Regions from separate parts of the Mus musculus genome. Here regions 1, 2 and 3 are each linked to region 4. A link is a loop called in an ENCODE intact Hi-C map of the cell type or tissue named here. Cell type or tissue: gastrocnemius. All regions are shown on one strand. Region 1 overlaps Vti1a (vesicle transport through interaction with t-SNAREs 1A). Region 2 overlaps Tcf7l2 (transcription factor 7 like 2, T cell specific, HMG box). Region 3 overlaps Vti1a (vesicle transport through interaction with t-SNAREs 1A). Region 4 overlaps Tcf7l2 (transcription factor 7 like 2, T cell specific, HMG box).

Region 1 (5,000 bases), 460 kb before region 4:
GAGAGGGGAAGGGGGATCTGAAACGGGGAATGTGTCCCTGCTCCTTCCCTGAGGCTGAACCATTTATCACTCTTTCCTCATTCGATAAAAGTGAATTTTATAATAAAATTTCCCCTAATCAGCCACTGTCAGTGGAGGTGTCTTATCGCTGAGAGGAAAATGACACCGATCCTATCGGAAAGCAGCATCGATGTCACCATGTTCCCAATCACAGCTCTTCAGCCGCCGTATCTACCTTCTCCACAAACACCAAGCCGGGCTTTTTTCCTAAGAACATCAAAACACAGCAAAGTCATTAAAATTGCACCCGCGTAGAGTTGCAGGGACCAGCCACACTGGCACAAAATGGGATGTGGGAAAACAGACTCCAAATGTGCTAATTCCATTGTCACGTGCTTACGGCTTAATTTTAATCAGTTAAAAAAAAAGCCACACATTGCAATAAATTGGCATTATCTTCTGTGACACCAGAAGACACAGTTGGTTCAAGGATTTAGAGGGTCACTAGCAACAGTATATAGTGTTACAGACAAAGTATTTTTACGCTTGAACTACGGTAGCTAAGGTACAATCCCTCGTCAAGACCACAAAGAAAGTCTATAACCCATGTAGCACAAAGTTCAGCTTCCAGACCGCCTTTTCCTTGATGGGCTTTGTATGCAAAACAAAGAATTTTGAGAAAATTTTAAGAGACTAATTCATTTATCATCTCTCTCTATAAAAAAGTAATCTCTAGCATTTCAGGGATGTAGCCTCATTGCATACTTGGCAATAGACCCAATGGCCCTTCTGGAGGTCTGCTCACTGGCCTGGCTTTCCAGCCCTAATGTGTCACTGACCATGTTTACATTGGCCACTAGGCTTGTGAGCCTAAACAAAGATGCATTAAAAGGCCCGAGGAAATGCAAGCAGAAAATGGTGTCATTGACCACTGTTGGAGACCAACAATGAGAGACTACTGTCTCTAATGGTCTTAATATATTCATGCTAAATTAGCACCCATATGTTTTTACACAAATTGAGAAGTTCCTGAAGGCAGACCTACGGGTAAATTTAATTTTAATTTGTTCCTCGGGGTTGTTTTTAGCCTGCCCATTGCTCTGTTTCAGAGCAGAGTGACCCTCAGACTCGGACTGACCACTCTTCCGGAGGGAGAGTGCAAGGTTTGGAGCCAGCAAGATTTGTTTGTAAGGCAAACGGTAAGGGGGTGAGCTGAGCTTCCACATTTAACGGGCAGCTTTGTGAGTTGTAGCATCTTTCATAATGTAATGTTCAAGAATAACAGGCCATCAGGTTTATTTTGAAACACTAAGAGGTTACAGTGTCAACTAAAGAGAAAAATAAAATAACTGTGGTTCATGAAATAATAGGGTGGAATAGATCTCAAAAATAGTACAGAGAGAGAGAGAGAGAGAGAGAGAGAGAGAGAGAGAGAGAGAGAGAGAGAGAGAGAGAGGGAGAGAGAGAAAGAGAGAGGAAGAGAGAAACCACAATTGTTAACTGAATGAAAAGAGCTCTTGGAATTAAATCATAAGTAACCAAGCATTTCAGTAGCTTTTGTTTTAGTTTTATTCAACATTCGTTGATTTCTAACAGAACAACAGAAAACAAAACAAAAACAACAACAACAAAAAAAAAAACCAGCCCACATATCAGTAGTGAGCGCAGAGGCTGCCTGCCTTTCTGCACATCGTACTTGCTTCCACTGCTAGTTTGTTTTCCTGGAGTCCATGTCACATTGATGAGACCTCTGCTGCGTGATTGAAGTACAGTTTTAAAAACCCTTCATATTGTGAGGTTGAAGCGTCTGAGCTGCAGTGTCACTGAGGCAGCTTTTCCTGATCGTCCCCAGCCTGTGACACGGGGCCTCTGAGTGCTTGCACGTCTTCTGTGTTTAAACAGCTTGAGTAAATTTACAGGGTCACCCCCCTTTTACAATAATGGAGAAGAGGAACGAGCTCAGATTTTAATCACACAGCCCTTTTCAGTGGTAGAATTAACAGTCAGTTCTGCATGATGCGAGGAGAGTTGGGACTCTGTGCTGAGGCCTTTCCTCAGAGATGGCTCCTGGCTTTTTAAAAGAGATAAAAATACATAAATAACAAGGAAGGGAATTTATTAGACACACTAGAATGCTGGCTTTTAGTGCACACCTAAAGAAATTTGTTTCAGTGAGTTTTCTCTCACTATAATATTAATATTGGGTGTTTGTAAATATGTTCTGTGGAAACTGGCTAGTTTGATATTTCAAATATACATATTTCTGTATTTCCCTTAATCAGGTTGTGGGAGACAAAGGACTATAGTGCCTTCGGCTAAAACATCCCTCCATACTCAATTTGAGAGCCATGCTATATGGAGAGGAAAGGAATTCAGGAAAGTTAATGTAATTATCAAGTTCGTATCTGAGATAGCAGAAGAGATCTTATTTAGCCCTCCTATCACCTGGACCGTAAATCGGCAGGCATCTGTTTAGTCAGCAAAATGCATTGTTAAATTAGAATGATTTCATGACTAAAATTTGTAAGTGTTTATGTTTGGAATTTTTAAGGAAATTCTACCTGAACGGTATCATGAACACCAATGTTGCATGCTAATCTAATACACATAAGCTATTAAAGAATATTAGCCAGAAAACAGTATGCCTCCGTACGTGTGTGTGTGTGTGTGTGTGTGTGTGTGTGTGTGTTTGTGTTTTAAGTGGAGGGAAAAGAATGTTCATTTATTCAGAAGCCATTCAAAAATGAAAGATAATCGTTTTTATTTCTGCCTTATTAATCTTTGCTTTCACTTACTTTAAATAGTTATAAGAATGGCAGTGCAAGTTACAGCGCACAGACGGTTCCTATGCCTGTGAGGTTTTCCAAAGCCACATTCTGCTTTCAAGCCCTCATTTAGAACTTGGGAGCCAAGCCTGCTGCAGTCTGCTTCTTCCTCGTTGTTACACTTCTCAACACGTAGGCTGCGCCATTGAGCCACCACTCAGCAAAGTGTTCCTCCTGCACAGGAGTGAAGATGACTCCCGTCCTTTCTAATGTGCGGTACCTTACTTACTGTAGCTAAAGACGATATTTTGCTATGACTCTTTTGCAGACTTTAAGATGCTTTTCTAAGAATTTTAAATTCATACTTTAAAGAACACATATTTTCATTATTTTCTAAAGATATAAGTAAATACATTTTTAAAACCTAGCTCTTTAAAAAATATTTATAATCTAAATGCCTGAAGTTATTTTAACTGTTAAAGATTACTTAAAATTAAGTAGTAAAATAACTATAAAATGTCAAATATACTAAATGTAAAAATATACTTAGAAATTTTATATTGAAATTTATTTAGCATGTCTGCATAAAAATCTGAAGTCAAATATTTTTTCTTTCCTAATGCAAGATTTAAAACAAATATAAGAAAGAACTAGTTTGCTGTTGTTGCTGCATTGTATTTTCTTCCTTTATTTCCATGAAATTTGTAATAATGTCTCTGTTGCATTCATTGATTCAAGCATAAGTTAAAAGAGTAGATTTAAAATAATAAGATCCAATTATATTTCACTTCTAATGTTTCTTAGCTTTTATCATTTGGAAAGGAAGTCTGAAGAGTAATCCAATACTTTTGTCAAAAGTGTGAGAAAATCCAAGGGTTTCTGTGGGTTTAATGTCATCCTCATCTGTCTTGTAAGCTGGCAGGTTCTGAACCAAGGGCTCTGCAGTCATTTCCTTGCACAGATAGACTCTGAAAACCTCTGTTTTCTCACGTAATAGAGTCATCCTCTGTGCAATGGGAGCTGCTCCTGTGTGGTGATGCTGGAGGTTGTAAATGAAAATGAGAACATGAGATTTACAATTATCTCACGGCAAACAGCCACAAGTATTATGGGCACACGTGACTGTGCCTGGATTTCCCAGGTGCCAGCCTTCACTTGCTTCAGTTCTAACATCCACCCCAGAACACCCATCATTACCCACGCACCTCCTCGGAGGATGGGGAGAAGTGTCTGTCAGTTGGGTGTTCCCCTACTAGTTAGATGGAGGCTGACTTGCCTTTGATAGAAATATACCTAAGTTCACCATTTTAAAAAGGTTTCTAAGAACAAATGAAGTCATATTCTTTGGACCTATAGCATATTTTTTGCAAAGCTTTTTGGATAACATTTTTTTTGCAAAGGTAGCATACTATTTACTTTAAATGTTACAACATAATTTACTTTATAAAGTATGTCTTGTTGGGATAGAATTTTATGAATTCATGTACATGATGGCAGGTATTATTTTACTACAGAAATAGTACATGGAGATGCATTGTTGATTATATTTGTTTCTATGATTTCAAACAACTGAACTAGAACTAACAGGGCAGTTTGCAGTATAGAGCATGGGCTAACCATTCTTCGTAGAGTATTTTATATAATGAAATATTTTCCTGATAGTGAATACTTGATACACAACATCAGTAGTGTTTCTGTGGAGGAGAGTCAGTGATTTCTTTTTTTCATGTAACCAAAACTATTATGTAGTCTCTACCAAGTTGGGTAATGGACACTGTGAGTCTCTGATTTGTTAAATCTGTGGAGTCTGATTGTCCATACATAAGATGTGGGAGACTCTGTAGATGCTGTCTGTAGTGATGACTTGACAAATCCAGCCGTCACCACAGGTTTATAGCACCACTTTTCCCCAAGGGTTGGTGAACTGCCTCTGGAAAGGATTCTAGAGCATGTGAAACTTTGTGAAAAGAAAGACAAACAGTCTTTCTTAAAGACTATAAAAAATTGATACTTATATGAGCAGCGATCTATCATAGGCAGTGCCAGATTGGTATTTATATTTTACTGAATCTCAAAGTGAATGGATGGCTTTTCAATATTTGGAAGTGATCTTTTTAATCATCTTTCTTATTTGTAGCTGTTTCATAGCTCTGAAAGTACTTATAGAAGAATATGCTGCAGTCTGTCCTGTGGTACAGAGGGAAGTGTGTGGTCTCAGACATAAGCACCACGTTA
Region 2 (5,000 bases), 98 kb before region 4:
TCAGCCTCAGGCCCAGCTCTTCCGAGAAACCCTCCTCTCCATCTCTGCCTGTGGGGTTGCCCAGCAGAAAAAGAAACAACCAAACCACTTTAGAAAGTCACATGCTGGGTTTCCACTCTGCCTTAGACACGGTCTGAATTCATTTTCTCCTTTACTCTTACTTGGGTGGAGAGGAGGAAAAAAGATGGTGCTAATAATTGTGGCATGTCCTGTAATGGGAAGTTTTTCATTGACATGCTCGTGAGAGTTTGTGCCTTCCTCTTCGGGCTCGAATGCAGCACCAGGCTTGCCTTGAGTGTCTGCAGAGCCTTTGATGCAGGTACACCATATTATAAACAGGCGCGTTGCTATGGTGAGGACGGCAGTCCTTGCCTGCTGTGGGTAACCTTTCCCACCTTCTCGGACACTGCTTTAAAACACAGCAGCGTGATAGCATTTCATTTTCTTTGGGCTGAGGTGTGGTAGCTGAATTGACGAGGACACGGAGATCCAAGTTCTTTTGTGATGATGTCTTACGGAGGGGGCGACTTGACTTTCTTAGCGTGATGTGGTACTTTGCAGATTGGACTTCCTTATGATTTATTGAGGAATGTATTTTCTAATGGATGGGATGTGTAGTGGGGGTGGTAGGCAGACGGCCGGGCTTTCTTCTCGTTCTTTCTCCTCCTTCTTTCCCTGAGCATTTCTGTGAACTTGTTGGCTTTGAAGCCCGGCATCTCTTACAGAGAAATGAAAGTTTAGGTTGGCACACGCAGAAGTGATTATTCTTGGTAGGTCATTTGCATTGTCGCTAACTGTGTCAGGACAATGGCTTGCCTCTCAGGACTCCTGCCTCAGGCTCACAAGGGTGCTTTCTCCAAGGCACTGGGTGTGTATCGATAGGGATGGGGACATTAATTATGTAATACAAATTCCCAGACTAGCTCAGATGATGAGCTTTCTCTCATTTTCTCTCCTACCTTTCCCCCACACTGCACTGCTGACCCCACAATCCCAGATGCTCTGTTTTGTTAGTCATTGAGTTAGTTCATCTGATTGTTTAAATGGGTGTGATGTTTTCTCCCTTATTTTAGTGGGTAGTTTTAGGAACCAAAAGGAGCCAATTTGATGGATGTTGGTGATGGGCATCGCGGAGATAGGCCTGAACAGTCTTTTATTGTGGTGCTTAAGATAGAACCCTCACTGTGTGTGTGGTCAGCCACTGACCCTGGAACCATTTAGTTTGCACTGGGCAAACGTTTCCTAAGCCTGACCCTCTCCTGAAAGGTCTCCCTGTTGAGATGAGTTCTGTGGCTTTCTTCTGGAATGCTTAAGAACCTTTAGCCATGCCGTGAGTCCAAGAGTCCAGACCACCTCACTTCCTTTAGCACGTCCAGAACTTAATTTCTTCCACCCAGAAGTGGAAGGTTTGAGAGATTTTGCTGGTATATATGCTCTACTACAGTGTCTGTTGTGACAAGATTATCATAGGCTCCTGAGAGGTTCAGCAGGTGGGCAAGCCCTCCCACAGGGTGAGAAGTGTCATAGAGTCTTTTCCTGCTACCTAATGGGACAGGCTCAGAGGTTGTGACAGGGCTATGGGTCTCTTCCAGGATGGCACAGCAAGGGTAGCATTATCTCTGGGGGGCAAAGGTGGTATAGTCTGCTTCATCTCTGGTGGATATTCAGCATGTTCAGCCACAGCCCACCTTCCCTTCCTGTGCTTTTCTAGGGAAATCATGTTAGAAGAAGAGTGGGGCTCTGCCCCTGGGTCCCCTATAGTGTGGCTATGGGTCTATCCTCTGAGTCTCAGGAAATCCTAGGGAACTGCAGCATACAGGTGACAACCCCAAGGAGGGAGGATGTTACAGTGCTTTGTGCTGGAGCTGACCTGCATGGAGATAGGCTGCTTGGAATGAACTTAGAAGCATTTCTGGAGGGTACCCTCACAGGCTCAAAGCATGTTTGAACAAGAGCTCCACTCTCTCCTGGCTCTGTTGCCCAGACAGGATGCAGGCTTCAGGCAGCCTGTTGTTCAGGCCTGGGATTCAGAGGCTGTGAGGACTGGGGAGGGGGCAGAGGTGTGACTGGTCTAGGTCCTGATGTCACAGTATCCATGTCAAGCTTTGCCCCGTCCGTTCCCTCAGGTACTGGGACTGGGCAACCTGGAAAGCAGAGAAACCTGTGTCAGTAGCATAGATGCCATTCCACACACCACCCTCGCCTCTGCTTCCCAGCTCTGGGAGGGAAATATGCCCTCTGGGAGACACCCAAGCCCCACAAAGGGAGCTTTGTTGGAGCTGGAGGTGAGAATCTGTGGGCGTTGGGATTCCTGGGTTCGAGTTCCAGCTGCCTGCCAATTGCCTGAATGCTGGGCTAACATTTCTGGAACAAGAAGCAGTGCGGCCTGCCCAGCAAGGCCCGCTGGGCGCTAAGGTTGCATTTCCTCTGCCAAAGCGTGGATCTCCTGGGAGGAGACAGTGCTAGACTCAGGGAGGAGGTGCTGGGCATCTGGCCCCTGGAGCATCCCAAAGACCAGAGTTCAGAATCGAGCACTCTGAGATACCAGAGCGTTATGGCATGCCGTTGAATGTTTTCTGTTTGCTTTCCTTTTGGGTCGTGTTCCTCTTACCTTGTTCTTAACTGAGATTTATCCTGCGCTCTGGGCCCACCTTGTATGGCGAAGCAAATCTCTTGATCAGCAATGTGACATTCTGGCCATGCGCTACGTCCTGAAGTGGGGCCTCTGTGCCTTCCTCAGGCACACCTGGACTCACTGGTACCTGGAATTTTTTCCTGCCAAGCATTTTGACTCTGATCAGAGAATGGATAGGAGGAACCCACAGCTATGTGTTCCTTCTTTTCTTTTGTGACCGTAACAGCTCTATGAAGTTACAGAGAGACCAGAGGGCCCACCTATTTGCAGTAGATTCTGGTCTATTCAAAATTGTGCAGCCATCTAACTACAAACCATATTCTCCATCCCACCGCGTGCGATAGTCCCTGGCACAGACTGTGGATTTACCTGTTGCCTTAAAAATTATCTATTTGTCATGGTGTGTCCCTGCATGATGTGTACACGTGCAGGTGAACACGCCATGATGCGCCCGTAGAACTCAGAAGATGGTGTAGCACAGCTAGTTTCCCCCTCAGTCTTAGCGTAGGTACTGTGTGTGTATGGATTTAGCTTGGGTTGCCAGGTTTGCATTGTCTGTCAGCAGGTACCTTTACCCACAAAGCCATCTTGCCAGCCTGTTGTTGACATTCTTATGAGCATTCGGACCCACTGGATATGCGGTCTTTTGTGCTTTGATTCTTTTTCTTAGTGTTTTGAAGGTTGATACATGGAGCAGCATTGTCTGTATTTTGTGTCTTCTAAGGGCCAAACGATCCATTCTGTACCAGACTTCTTTTGTTCATTCACACGCTTACTTGCTCACTCACCTGTGGAATGCCGCTGCTGCTGTGACCATTTATGCAAAGTTTCCCATGCAAATGTGTTTTCCCGTCCCCTGTGTGCCTTCTCAGGAGCGCAGTGGCTGTGCCATGTGATAATCATGTTTAACTTTTTTGAGCAACTGCCAAACTTTTAGACTGGCTCTGTGATGCCCCGATTGTGTTAGGCAAGACAGTAAAAAGTGTCAGAAATGGCGAGAAGATAAGACTGCTCATTAGGAAATCGCCTCTGTCGCTTTCGCTGAACACCCCCTCCTGCTGCCAACACACACACACACACACACACACACACACACACACACACCCCACACACACTCAATCTCCCCAGTAATTTATAATTCTGGATGTAAAATAATCGCCTAGGTGCTGTTAGCAAAGAAAAGCCCTGTTCCCTCCCTATCCCACCCTGCCTCTCAAGGTGAGAAGAAAAGATGCAGGCAATAGACAGGTGGGGCTGGTTGTGTCCACCAGAAAGATTTGCAGGCATGGCAGACAGTCCTATAAGAAAGACTATCTGAGAATAGATGAGGATTCAGGACTTGTGCAGGGATAGAGGGAGGAGATTGAGAAAACTGGGCTCCTGTCTGGGGTGGAGAGGAATCTAGTACAGTCCAAGTTTGGCTTTCCTCTTTCCCCAGCGGAAAAGCACAGCTGCCCACTAAGTCAGGCGCTAAGAGGTTCTTAGTCACTGGATACTGGCTAGTGTTTGGTGGTTTGTTGCTGTCTTCTGCTTCCACGATGCGGTTGGGAGGCTGTCCTTCCTAGTTTATGCAACTCCTCAGATACCCAGGCCACAGGGAGCAAGAGGAACTGGGAGCAGAGAGACCCCCACCGTGCGTGCTGGCGCCTGGGAGGAGCCCATGGGATTCACTCTGTGCCAGGAAGCTCAGAGAGATTTCTTTCATCTGGCTGTTCTGTGATGCGACATGTCTCCTAAGCCCACCACTGCCTGTGTGTTGGTTCACGCAGGCTTAGAGGTCTGTGGAGACATCCAATCCCCGGGTCTCTCCTTTGCTTGAGTCTATTCCTTGGTTTCCTAGAGTGTTGATTGAGCCTTCACATCTTTCTTTATGTCTCCCTCCCCTCCCCTTGATGCTTCCCCCCCCACCCCACCCCTGTAAAGGCAGGGAATGTCTAGCCTAGCTTTTCCTTCCTTGTCTCAGGATGCTAAGAACATCGGTGAAAGTAGACGAGTTACTGACTTGTACCCTCAATTCCCAGGGATGTAGGGTGTAGCTCGGAGCCCCCAGGAGTGTTTAACTATTCATCTTTTCTATCCCATCTCCTACTCCTCCATTGGGAAAACGGTTTTCAAGGTAAAATCATGATTACTTTCCGAGAACTTAGCATAGCTGTTGGCCCTGTATTGATGACTCTTACCCTTACACAGCCTTCCAAGAATGGCTAAGGTGTCTAGAGACTCCAGGAAGCAGGCTGGGAAAGAGGAAATCTACCACAGGATCCCTGGCTCCAGAGCTCTCAATGTTCTCAGAGTTCTCAATGTTGCTCTGGGGTGAATAAGTAGATAAAGGCTACTGGGCATGAACATGTGACCCTTCTCCAGA
Region 3 (5,000 bases), 330 kb before region 4:
CAGAGCAAACTGGAGGTCACTGTTTTCAATGTGAACCTTTTTTTTTTAGCTTTTCAACACTGAATAATTAGGAGTCGCTGCTTCTGAAATTACCTGTATTCACTAGAGAGAAGAAAGACTTTTATCTTCACGATGAAATACATGCTCTCATTCAGACTTGGCCATTCTTTCTCCTAATAGCATTTTACACCGTCGAGTCAATCCTAGGTAGTAAAATAAAAGAATGTCATTTCCAGAGCCACAATAGCCTTGTTTATTATTTACCTCCCTAAAATTCAGCTGCTCCTGAAAAATAATATAAATGTAAAAATGGGTTTAAAGCAATCGAACATATAAAGCAATTATCCACATAAGATGCCATTATAGACACACACATGTACTCGGCACTCTGATTTAAATTTAATTGATCCTTGAGTCTTATAGTTTAATGACTGTGTGCCTCTATTGAGTTTTTAATAGCTTTTATTGAGATATGATTTGCATACCACATACCCACCCATTTAGATGTATAGTTCCCTGGCTCTTAGCATATTTGCTTAGTCAGACAACCACCACCACCAAAGTCAATTCTGAAATATTTTCATCACCCTTAAAAGAAAATATTCCTTGTCCCTCCCATCTCCTGACAATGGCCCATCTTCCTCTGTCTCTATAGGTTTGACTGTTTTGGTCATTTCACATGCACAGAGTCAAACATCATGGGCCGTTTTGTGTCTCCCTTCTTTCACTTAGCATAATGAATTCAAGGGCCATCCATGGTGAGGCGTGTGTTAATACCAAGTGTCTTTTGGTTGGCCAGTAGCCTTCTCCTATACTGTGCATGTGCGTATATACATACTTTACCAGTATACTCACAAGCTTTATTCATCTGCTTATCTGCCAAGATGTGAACTTCTGGGTTGTCTCCGCCTGTTGCCTATAATGAATAATGTTGTTGAAAAGCTTTTCTTGTGAATGTATGTTTGCATTTCCCCTTTCTGTGTACCTAAGAATAGAATCCTAAGTGATAACGGTACCTCCTCTGCTTGACTTTTGAGGAAATGCCAGCTGTGTGCTGAGGGGAGTGTTGTGGTTCACGGCCCAGCAGCTGTGTGTTGGGCTCTGACTTCCTGACTTCCTTCCCACCACTTGTTATTGTCTGTCTTTCTGTTAGGGTTGCTTGGCACAGATGGGGAAGCCTCGTGGTTTGCTCTGGCATTCTCCAATGGCTAAATGATGGCAAGCATCTTCTCTTGTGTTTGCTGCCATTTGTATTTCTCCTTTGGAGATGTATCCGTTTCTCTGAGTTTTTACAAATTCTGTTCCCTGACCTCAGGAATGTAGTTACAGAACCAAGTTGGACACAGATGCACCCCTCACAGGGAGGGACTTTCAAATGAGTACACAGACTAAAGATGTTATTTTTACAGTAGAAGCTTTTGGGAATTACAGAATAACCAAATTGTTCCCAGGAATCAATTTACTTCTAAAACTTTATTTTGCCAATTTTGTTAGTAAAACGGTTACTAGTGGTCTGGAATCACACACGGTTGAAGATTGGCTTATCTGGCCAAACACAAGGACATATACCTGTAATGCCAGCAGCTGGGCCACAGAGACAGGAAGGTTACGCACTGAGAGGCAGGCAGCCTGGGCAGCACAATGAGGCTGAGACCAGAGAGCCTACGTACAGAAAGACAGGAAAGCCTAAGAGGAGGTGTACGTGGGTCCCATGCAGAACTGACGCTGACTGGAACGCTGTCTCCATGTAGGTGAAGCCCACTGTTTTAGAAGACAATGTAGACTTTTCAAAGAGATTTTCACTAATTTTTTAAAAACCACACTGGTTAAAATACCCTTCAGTCAAATGAACAAAATATCCTGCTGGGAGCTTGACGCGTGTTGTTTTGTTTTAATAGATACCATGTAAAATATCCTGCTTCTCTCCTCGTGTGTATGGGAACCTGGGGTAAGCAAATCTGACCAAGGCCGCCTACGTAGTGAACAGAAGACTCTAGACCAGGCCTTGTTCTGGGACTGCTACTCTTTATCTTTCCTGGTCACAAGTCAGCAGGTGGTATCTGCACACCGTTCGGTCTTGCAACAGTGCTGGAATTCACTGGCTTGCTGAAGCAAGAGGCAGATAGAGGGCGCTGTGGAGCTCTCGTGAACAGTGTTCACTTCTAGCTTAGCAGCTGAATGAGCCTAGCTTCCGCAGACAAGGCTAACACAGGATTGAACTGGCCAAAAAGCTGCTCAAACAGAAATATTGTACCTTAAAGTACTACTAAAGCATCAACTTGTTTGAACAGTGCTTGGCCGTTGTAAAGCACTTGACTTACACTTTTAATTCGCTGTTCACAAGTATGTTTTGTACTGTGCTTGGCCGTCGTAAAGCACTTGACTTACACTTTTAATTCACTGTTCACAAGAACACCAGTTTTCCGTTGTCTTTGTGTTTATGCAGTTTTTATAACCATGATGAAAGTCAGGCCTAAGGGACTTTAGTTGTCATGCCGGAAAGTCTGGGCCAGGGCTTCAGCTCAAATCTACGTCGCTTGGCTCCTGTACCGTCCTGTGTGTACAGTGGTGTTCCCTGTCCCACTTTAATAGAGTACCGAGGGGCACTCGTCGAGAAGAAGGGAGGCTTCTGCTGCTCAGCCAAATCACTGAGCTGTGAACAGTAGAGGTTAGAGGGAGGCTGCTTCGTGGCCAACATAACAGACACTGGATCTGCCCAGCAATGAAATGTGTTGTCCTGTGAAGGAATGAGGTCCCTCGTGGTTGGACAGCTCACTGAGAGGATGCTCGTGGAGGGCTTCATGTGTGAGTGTGTGTGTGTGTGTCAGTGTGAGGATATATGTGAGAGCATATGTGTGTGAGAGAGTGTTTGTGTATGTATATATGTAAGAGCGTGTATACATGTGTGAGCGTATATGAGCATGTGTATTTGTGTTTGTGAGTGAGTATATATGTGTGTCAGTATGTGTATGAATGTAAGAGCGTGTATGTGTGAGCATGTATAAACATGTGTATTTGTGTGTAAGTAAGCATGTATGAGCATGTATGTCTGTAACTGAGCATGTGTGAGCGTGTGTGTATGTGTGTGTGAGTGTGAGCATGTATAAACATGTGTATTTGTGTGTAAGTAAGCATGTATGAGCATGTATGTCTGTAACTGAGCATGTATGAGCGTGTGTGTGAGAGTGTGAGCATGTATAAACATGTGTAGTTGTGTGTAAGTAAGCATGTATGAGCATGTATGTTCGTAACTGAGCATGTGTGAGCAGATGAGAGTGTGTGTGTGTGTGTGTGTGTTTGTGTGTGTGTGTGTGTTAGGTAGCATGTCAGATCCCTTTTAATTATGACATCGGGCATCTGTCCCTGCTGAGAACATGGGGTAGCTGCTTCTTTATCCTTGTTGAGGAAAGGCTTGGTCTTTATCCTGCACAGTTAACAGTGTGGGGCTTTCTGCTTGAAAGTGTAGCAAGGGTATCGGCCTTCATTGCTGGTCTCCGTGGAGATCCAAAAGCAGTTTCCATCTATGTTAACACATGTTTTTGTACAAGGGTCTCATGTTCACATAAGTTTGATGGGAATCCTACAAGGTGCCATGTCTTTTTACAGAAATGCCAGGTTTTCTTTTATTCTTATGGAGTCTTTCTGAAACATGTGTCAGGTTAGCCCAGTAGCCCTCAGCTCTGGCTATTGGCAAAAATCATCAGAGGCTTCAAAAACTATAGATGCTAATAAATATTCACTCAGTGTTCTAAGAGCATACACTGGGAAAAGGACTGTCTCTTTAGCAAATGTTTCTGAGGAAAATTGGGTATCCACATGCAGAAGAATAAAACTAGACCATGTCTTTCATCATCAACTGAGAAGGAGTAATATACAAAGCCATGAAACATTAGAAGAAAATAGAGGAGAACCGCTCAGTGTTGTTGGGCTATGCAAAGATTTACCATCTACGACCCCAAATCACGGAAAGCAAAAGCAAACATAGACAGACAGATGGATTACAACATAGACAGACAGACAGATGGATGACATAAAGCAAAGACACTTCTCCACAGCCAGGTGAATAATCAGCACTGCGAAGTGAGGGGAGGGTGGTGGCTGAAGAGATGACTCAACAGTTAGAGCACTGGCAGCTTCTCAGAGGACCCACAACATGGCAGCTCACAACTGTGTGTGTCCTCAGTTCGGGGAATCCGCCCACACCTCTCCTAGCCTCCTCAGCCCCCAAGCATGCATGCGGCGCACATGCATACATACATACATACATACATACATACATACATAAAAAGAGTCTTAAAAATTAGAAGGCTTTGTCTTGCAGAAGTTAAGAGTAGGTTGTCAGTTACGAGAAGCCAGGAGGCAAAGGAGAGGGAGCAATGGGGAAAACAGGCCAATGAGAATCAAGTGGCAAGTAGATGAGAGAAGAAATCCTGTTCCAGAGTAGTGCTGGGTAAAGCCAAAACATAGTCCGGCCCGTATGGGACACCAGCGGAATCCTGCCTGACTGAAAACTAAGCCCTCAGCAACAGTGGCTGCTTGCTTCCCTGGTGTTCAAAGGTTTATAGTGAACTGAATTCTTTGAATGCATGGCATTGAGTGGGGCAGGACCACAACCGAGTCCGGAGCTTGGCCACCTGAAGTTGCATCCGGCGTTTCGTTCTGTGGTAAGATTGGGCCATAGATTGCCTTGGGTGCCTGGACTGAAATCTTATGCTGGCTTTCTAATTAGTAACTAAGAAGGCATGCACTGTGTGTTCATGTGACAGGGTGACTTCCTCAATGCCCAGGACAGTCTCAAGGTCAGATGGGCCACCTTGCTCCATGACTTGACCCGTGTCTCCCAAAGCACGGTTGCCATTGATTAGGAAGCAGTGACTAATTGTGCAAAAGGTAAACCTGGTCTGAATGTGTGGGCCGAGCTAAGTGAAAGCTAAAGAGCACAGTTAGGCAGGCGTGCTCTCTGTGGAGCTGTCGGCTGATGAAGGAGTGAGAAGATGCTC
Region 4 (5,000 bases):
GGTGACTCACAACAGGACCCTACTCTGTCAGCCTCTTTCTAAACTTTGAAAACTGAGACCCAGATAGAGCAAATGGGCTGTAAGACTCCCAGGCTTTGTTACCAGGTCACATAGCATCCCACAGCAGAAATCCACCTTCCTGCTCGTCTCTTCCCACCCGACCCGGCCACTCCCAGTTCTCCGCACACTCGAATGTCATTCAGTAGTACCCAAGTTCTGTGCAGAAGCCAAAAGTCCTCTGTGGATAAATGTGTGGAATCCAGTGTCTGGTGTGAAGTCACATATTTCTCTCTGGAAATCATGACTTTTCTTGGGTGCCCGGGATCCTCAGGGGCTTCCATGCTCATGAGGATTTTAATCCAAGCATTTCTGCTGAAAGGAGACCGGGAAGCAGGAGCCTAGGACTTTTCCATAAGGAATACTAGAAATCTTGCAAGCAACGACTGTGCTTTTAGCAACACTTAGCTGAACCTATCATACAGGCTGCCTCATGCCTGTAAGGCCAGCACCCAGGAGGCTGAAACAGGAGCATTGCTGTGAGCTTCAGGCTACAGAAACCACACCCTTACCATTTATACGAGATGGACATTAGTTTGTTCTTGCTTCTGTCTTTCCCCAAGGCCTAGTGTTTGGGAATTCTTTTAGGGTGATGCTTTCTGGGATTTGTTAACATCTCAGAGATCTGAAAAAGGACTCTTTGGAACAGTTTTCACCCCCAGCATCAGGGAGAGGAAGTAGGAGAGAGATCACCAAGTTGGCTGAGAGGCTGTTGACCACGTTGGAGTTCACTGGTGGTTTTTACAGCTCTACTCTGCTCTTAAGAGTCCCGTGTCTTGTAACCAGGAAGCAGGCTGATGCCCTGGGTTGAGTTCAGCAAGTTTGTTTTGACTTGTGGCCCACAAGGAGAGAGAAGTCCTCATTATGTAATGTTAAACTGGGCCGGGAATGTCAGCTGGGCCCTGCTTGCCAAAGCTTGAAGAGTTGGTTGGGAGCAGACTATGTTTAGTATGACTAATCCAGCTTGGCAGGGTAAAGGGGTGGGTGGGTGTCACTCTGAGAGGGAAGGATGACTTAGACTATTTCAAATATTAGCACTTTGTATGCTCTGTAGCTGTCCCCAAAGTAACTCAAGTAACCAACTAAGTTGAGGCCTCATTCATCAACTAGTGCAATACTGACTGTTGACTGGTGGAGTCAAGACACCAACAGATTCCTCTTGCAAGGAGGAGAGGCAGGCTTGGGTCCTGAGAAAGCTTCCCATAGCAGCCTGTGTTGGTCAAGAGTGGCTGGCAGGGTACTCAGTAATTAAAGCCAGTATACAAAGCCAACACTAGATTCTGTAATAAAAGTCGCAGTGAATCCCAATAAAAATGTAAAGGAAAGGAAAACATGGCCCACTTTCCTAATAAAGATTCCAGAGTGTAATTTAGAGCCCCCGCCTCTAGCCTTTTCCATCTTTATTTGGACGCTTTTACGCCTTTTGCCCCCCCCCCCCCCCCCCCGCAAAGTCCAGCTTGGTCCTTCCTATGTGACAAAAGGACCCCATTTTTATGTAGATGCCTTTAGTTGGAGACAAAAATAATCCAAAAGCATGTTTGCACAACCATCCTTAAACAGTGCGTTCCCTGACACCCCCCGCCCCCCAGTCACACAAAGGTTGCTCTTTGGTAGGGTAGATGCCCTGCCTGAGGTGAAGTGGGGAGTCGCTTTTGTCTTTTCCCTGATGAATGGATGTAAAATGTTCACTGAACCTGGAAGCACCTCCTTTTGTGCCTGGTGCCCCCCTAACACAGGCTGTTAAACTTGGGGCAATTGCTCATGGTGGGGGATTGAAAGGGGCCATTGTGGGAGGAGGGGCCCACACTGAGACCATTGTGGGTATAGAGATGTCATTGTTTCCCAAGCATTACGGAGTAGACTCTGGGGACCCCCGGGCATCAGTGTGCCCAGCCACTGTGCCGACTGCACAGCATTTGCAGGGTTGGATTGTCCCCTAAGCACCAGGCCTCAGAAAAGCCAGGCAAGGTCCTCTTAGGCTGGACACGCCACAGTGTGCCCCCTGCAGGATGCATGTGGTATTTCCTACAAACATCAGCTTACCAGGTCCTTTCCTGCTCCTACCTAGATTGTACCTTTTTTTTTTTCCTGTCTTGATCCCCAGACCTCATTTCTGCAGGGAGGTCACTTGTCCTCCAGGTCCCAGGGGAGAAAACATTTGTTAAAAATCCCTTCTTCCTCCTTAGGAGTCGAAAAACTCCCTGATTCCTGCTGGTGGCTTTACATTCGGCTCCCCTTTGGCCATATGGCCTTCAGAGGACTTCTGATCTTAATTACAGCATTCAGCCTTTGTTTATTTAAAAATCAAAAGGCAGATAGGCTATTGATGGTTTATCTGTATTAATTGCAGTACCATACCTGCCAACTGTCCCCTCGGTTAGTAAAGGACCTGCTATGATCCCTGCCAAAAGTTTACATGTGTGCACAGATCACTTAACACAGCGCGTTCAATAGAAGCTCCTAGCTTTAGAATTGCCACGCAGGCATTTTGCACTGCAGCCCTCTGCCAGGTTGTGTTGGCTGACAGGGATGCAGACACACGGTTAGGAAGAGCAGCTAGGAAGTGCTTGAGTTCAAACATGGAGTCTTCACTTACTGTGTTAGCTTAGAGTCTTGGGGCTATATTGTTGGCGACCTCAATTTTGCCTTTTTTAAATTAGGAACAGTAGAGGTGTTCACATCCCGGAAATGATACAAGATTCAGACTACACGCGTACAAAAAGGTCATCATATGTCCAGTTTCCTTGCAGAGAGCCATGTAGGGCTTAAGCATTGTAAGCGGAAACTCTCAACCAGCTCCCGTGTAAGAACAAACTGCCGTGTCACTCACTGGTTTTGAACGTGGCGTCGTTTTATGCGATTCACTTGATAATTTTAACGTTCTACCTAAACCATGGTTCTGATGGAATGTGGAATCAAAAGAAGTCTTTTCAAAAATGGCTCTTTCTTGACGATGCTGATAAACCATCATAGAAAGTGGCTTTGCTGTAAGCTTAGAAGGGCCAGTTGTTAAAACCAATGAAGACATGTCAGGAAACATTAAACACATTTGCTTAACAAGCATGGTAATTCTTGGCTTCTTCCCCTGGCTTTAAGAAGCCCTTCTCTTAGAAAAATCAATTCTTATTTCTTATGGCCCTCTATAGGGTTGTCTTTGGAAAAGCCTGGTGTCTCTTCAGATGACAGTGGTCTTTCAGTTGTCCTTCTAGGTTCTCAAGCCTTTTTCATGAACCCGTCACTGTGTGAATAATTGTTTTTTTAAAGAAGTCGGTTTTAGGAGTTGTATTTAAAGAATTTGCAATCTCAATGCTAAGATATTGTCTACCCAGAAGTCATTGCTTGTGCCCTCTCCCACCTCCAGTGCCTCTCACTCTTCCTTTTCCTCTTTTAGGATCTCCCCTCCCCAATATTCCAGTAGTGGTGTTTTTAGGTATAAATTCTTGCTTTTTTTTCTCTTTTTTTAGCATTTAACCAGTGCTTAACTAGTTCTGTATATTTATACTTGGCACAGCAGTAAGCATGTTTTAAACTTACATACCTCATTGGTTGCAAAAGTGCTTTTTCTGACAAGCTTGGCTGCCTCAAAATTATAGTGAAGGCAAAGTGGAGTCTGGTTGCTGGCTCTTGACCCCTAAGCATCTGTATATTTTACCTAATTTATACTTGGGAAAACAGCTAAAAATGTTGTGTATCCATGCCAGGCATTTACCTCGTCGCTTATAAAACCTAGAAGCAAATGTGCAAACGTAACATGGGCTAAGCTAAGCATTGAGTCAAAGAGATAACTTCCGGGGGGGGGGGGAGGGCTGGGCAGATGGCTCAGTGGTTAAAAGTAACACTGTACTTACAGAGGACCCAGCACCTGCCCAAGGCTCCTCAGGACCCCCAGGTACAGGGATCTGATGCTCTCTTGTGACCTCTTCAGGTACCAGATGCACTCACAGAATACTTCTTCACATAAATATTTAAATAATCCAAAATAAATCTTTTAAAGAGACAAAATCCAAATCAATATTGATATTTATACATACTACCCAAGTGATGATAATATTTTGTGTGTGTGTGTCCCAGTTGCAGACTAATCTTGCCAAGTGAGTGGGCTACAGAAGGGAAAAAAAAAAAAGCCAAGAGCTCTCTGAGTTAGGATAGACTCTGAAAAGAAATGGAGGGTGATTTCTGACACAGAGCTCCTGCACTCTAATCTCCATAGCACCTCATGATAGATAACTTGACAGCATAGCATAACACTTAGATTTTTTTTTTTAAATGCGATTTAAAGCTTGTGTTACATCCCCCAGTGTAGAGGTAAGGCAGGTTTTCATTCGTGTTTCCAGGGGAGCTGAGCTTTGGGGTTAGCTGGCTATGTGACGATGCTGACTTTCAAGGTCCTGAGCCCACTGAGCTGCCCTCAGTTCATTTATTGCCTTAGCATTAGTGTGGGGAGTCTGGCTGGGTGACATATTCAGACAGGGTGAACAAACCGGACATCCTTAAGGGAAGGGTACAAGAGGGAGCCTGAGAGGTCTGAGGCAGGCTCGATGGCGTTTTCTTCCTTTCTTCCTCCTGTTTCCGATCTTCTTCCTTTCCCTCCCTATCTTTTTCCTCTTTGTCTTTTTTTCCCTCTCTTCCCTCCCCTCCTCTTCTTCATTCATTCGCTAAAACTACTGACCAGCCATCATTAGATCAGTTCTTCCATGTCCTCTGAGCTTGTTTGTTTTCTGTCTGTACCATGGGGCTGCTGTCATGTGTGGCCGTCTTTGGGTATGAGAAGCAGTCTCTCCTAAGCTTCCTTGAAGAGAGATGTGCTAGACAAAAACAAGACGGTTTTGACAAAACAACCCGCAGTCCAGACTGTTCCAAGATGCTTGCTTGCATTCAAAACCAGTCTCCCAGTCTGCTCCAGGCAGGCAGTTGCCACATGCTCTCCATCTGGGGCTAATGTG

The links. Peaks named below come from ENCODE experiments on the same cell type or tissue, not always from the same donor. Only the 100,000 strongest peaks of a DNase experiment are listed, where the experiment ranks them.
Region 1: it touches region 4 in a loop (2.4-fold over the local background); 14 of 42 quality-filtered maps call a loop at or near these places.
Region 2: a loop joins it to region 4, with 2.0 times the contacts of the local background. A loop is called at or near these places in 2 of 42 quality-filtered maps.
Region 3: a loop joins it to region 4, with 10 times the contacts of the local background. A loop is called at or near these places in 12 of 42 quality-filtered maps.

The regions. Positions count from the first base shown.
Region 1 is chr19:55,411,288-55,416,287 of GRCm38, forward strand. The region is part of intron 5 of Vti1a (vesicle transport through interaction with t-SNAREs 1A); the gene reads left to right. Among named protein-coding and RNA genes, the nearest start is that of Vti1a, 98 kb to the left of the region's middle. In gastrocnemius, a CTCF peak has its summit at 2,991; DNase peaks (open chromatin) are centred at 796 and 2,967.
Region 2 is chr19:55,777,691-55,782,690 of GRCm38, forward strand. All of the region lies in intron 4 of Tcf7l2 (transcription factor 7 like 2, T cell specific, HMG box), which reads left to right. Among named protein-coding and RNA genes, the nearest start is that of Gm31734, 37 kb to the left of the region's middle. In gastrocnemius, no CTCF peak of the experiment used is centred here; a DNase peak (open chromatin) is centred at 2,387; H3K27ac peaks cover 1,296 bases.
Region 3 is chr19:55,543,604-55,548,603 of GRCm38, forward strand. The region is part of intron 7 of Vti1a (vesicle transport through interaction with t-SNAREs 1A); the gene reads left to right. Among named protein-coding and RNA genes, the nearest start is that of Gm41871, 160 kb to the right of the region's middle. In gastrocnemius, a CTCF peak has its summit at 2,107; a DNase peak (open chromatin) is centred at 2,127.
Region 4 is chr19:55,875,786-55,880,785 of GRCm38, forward strand. All of the region lies in intron 5 of Tcf7l2 (transcription factor 7 like 2, T cell specific, HMG box), which reads left to right. Among named protein-coding and RNA genes, the nearest start is that of Gm52391, 60 kb to the right of the region's middle. In gastrocnemius, a CTCF peak has its summit at 2,062 (motif pointing left); a DNase peak (open chromatin) is centred at 2,036; H3K27ac peaks cover 2,556 bases.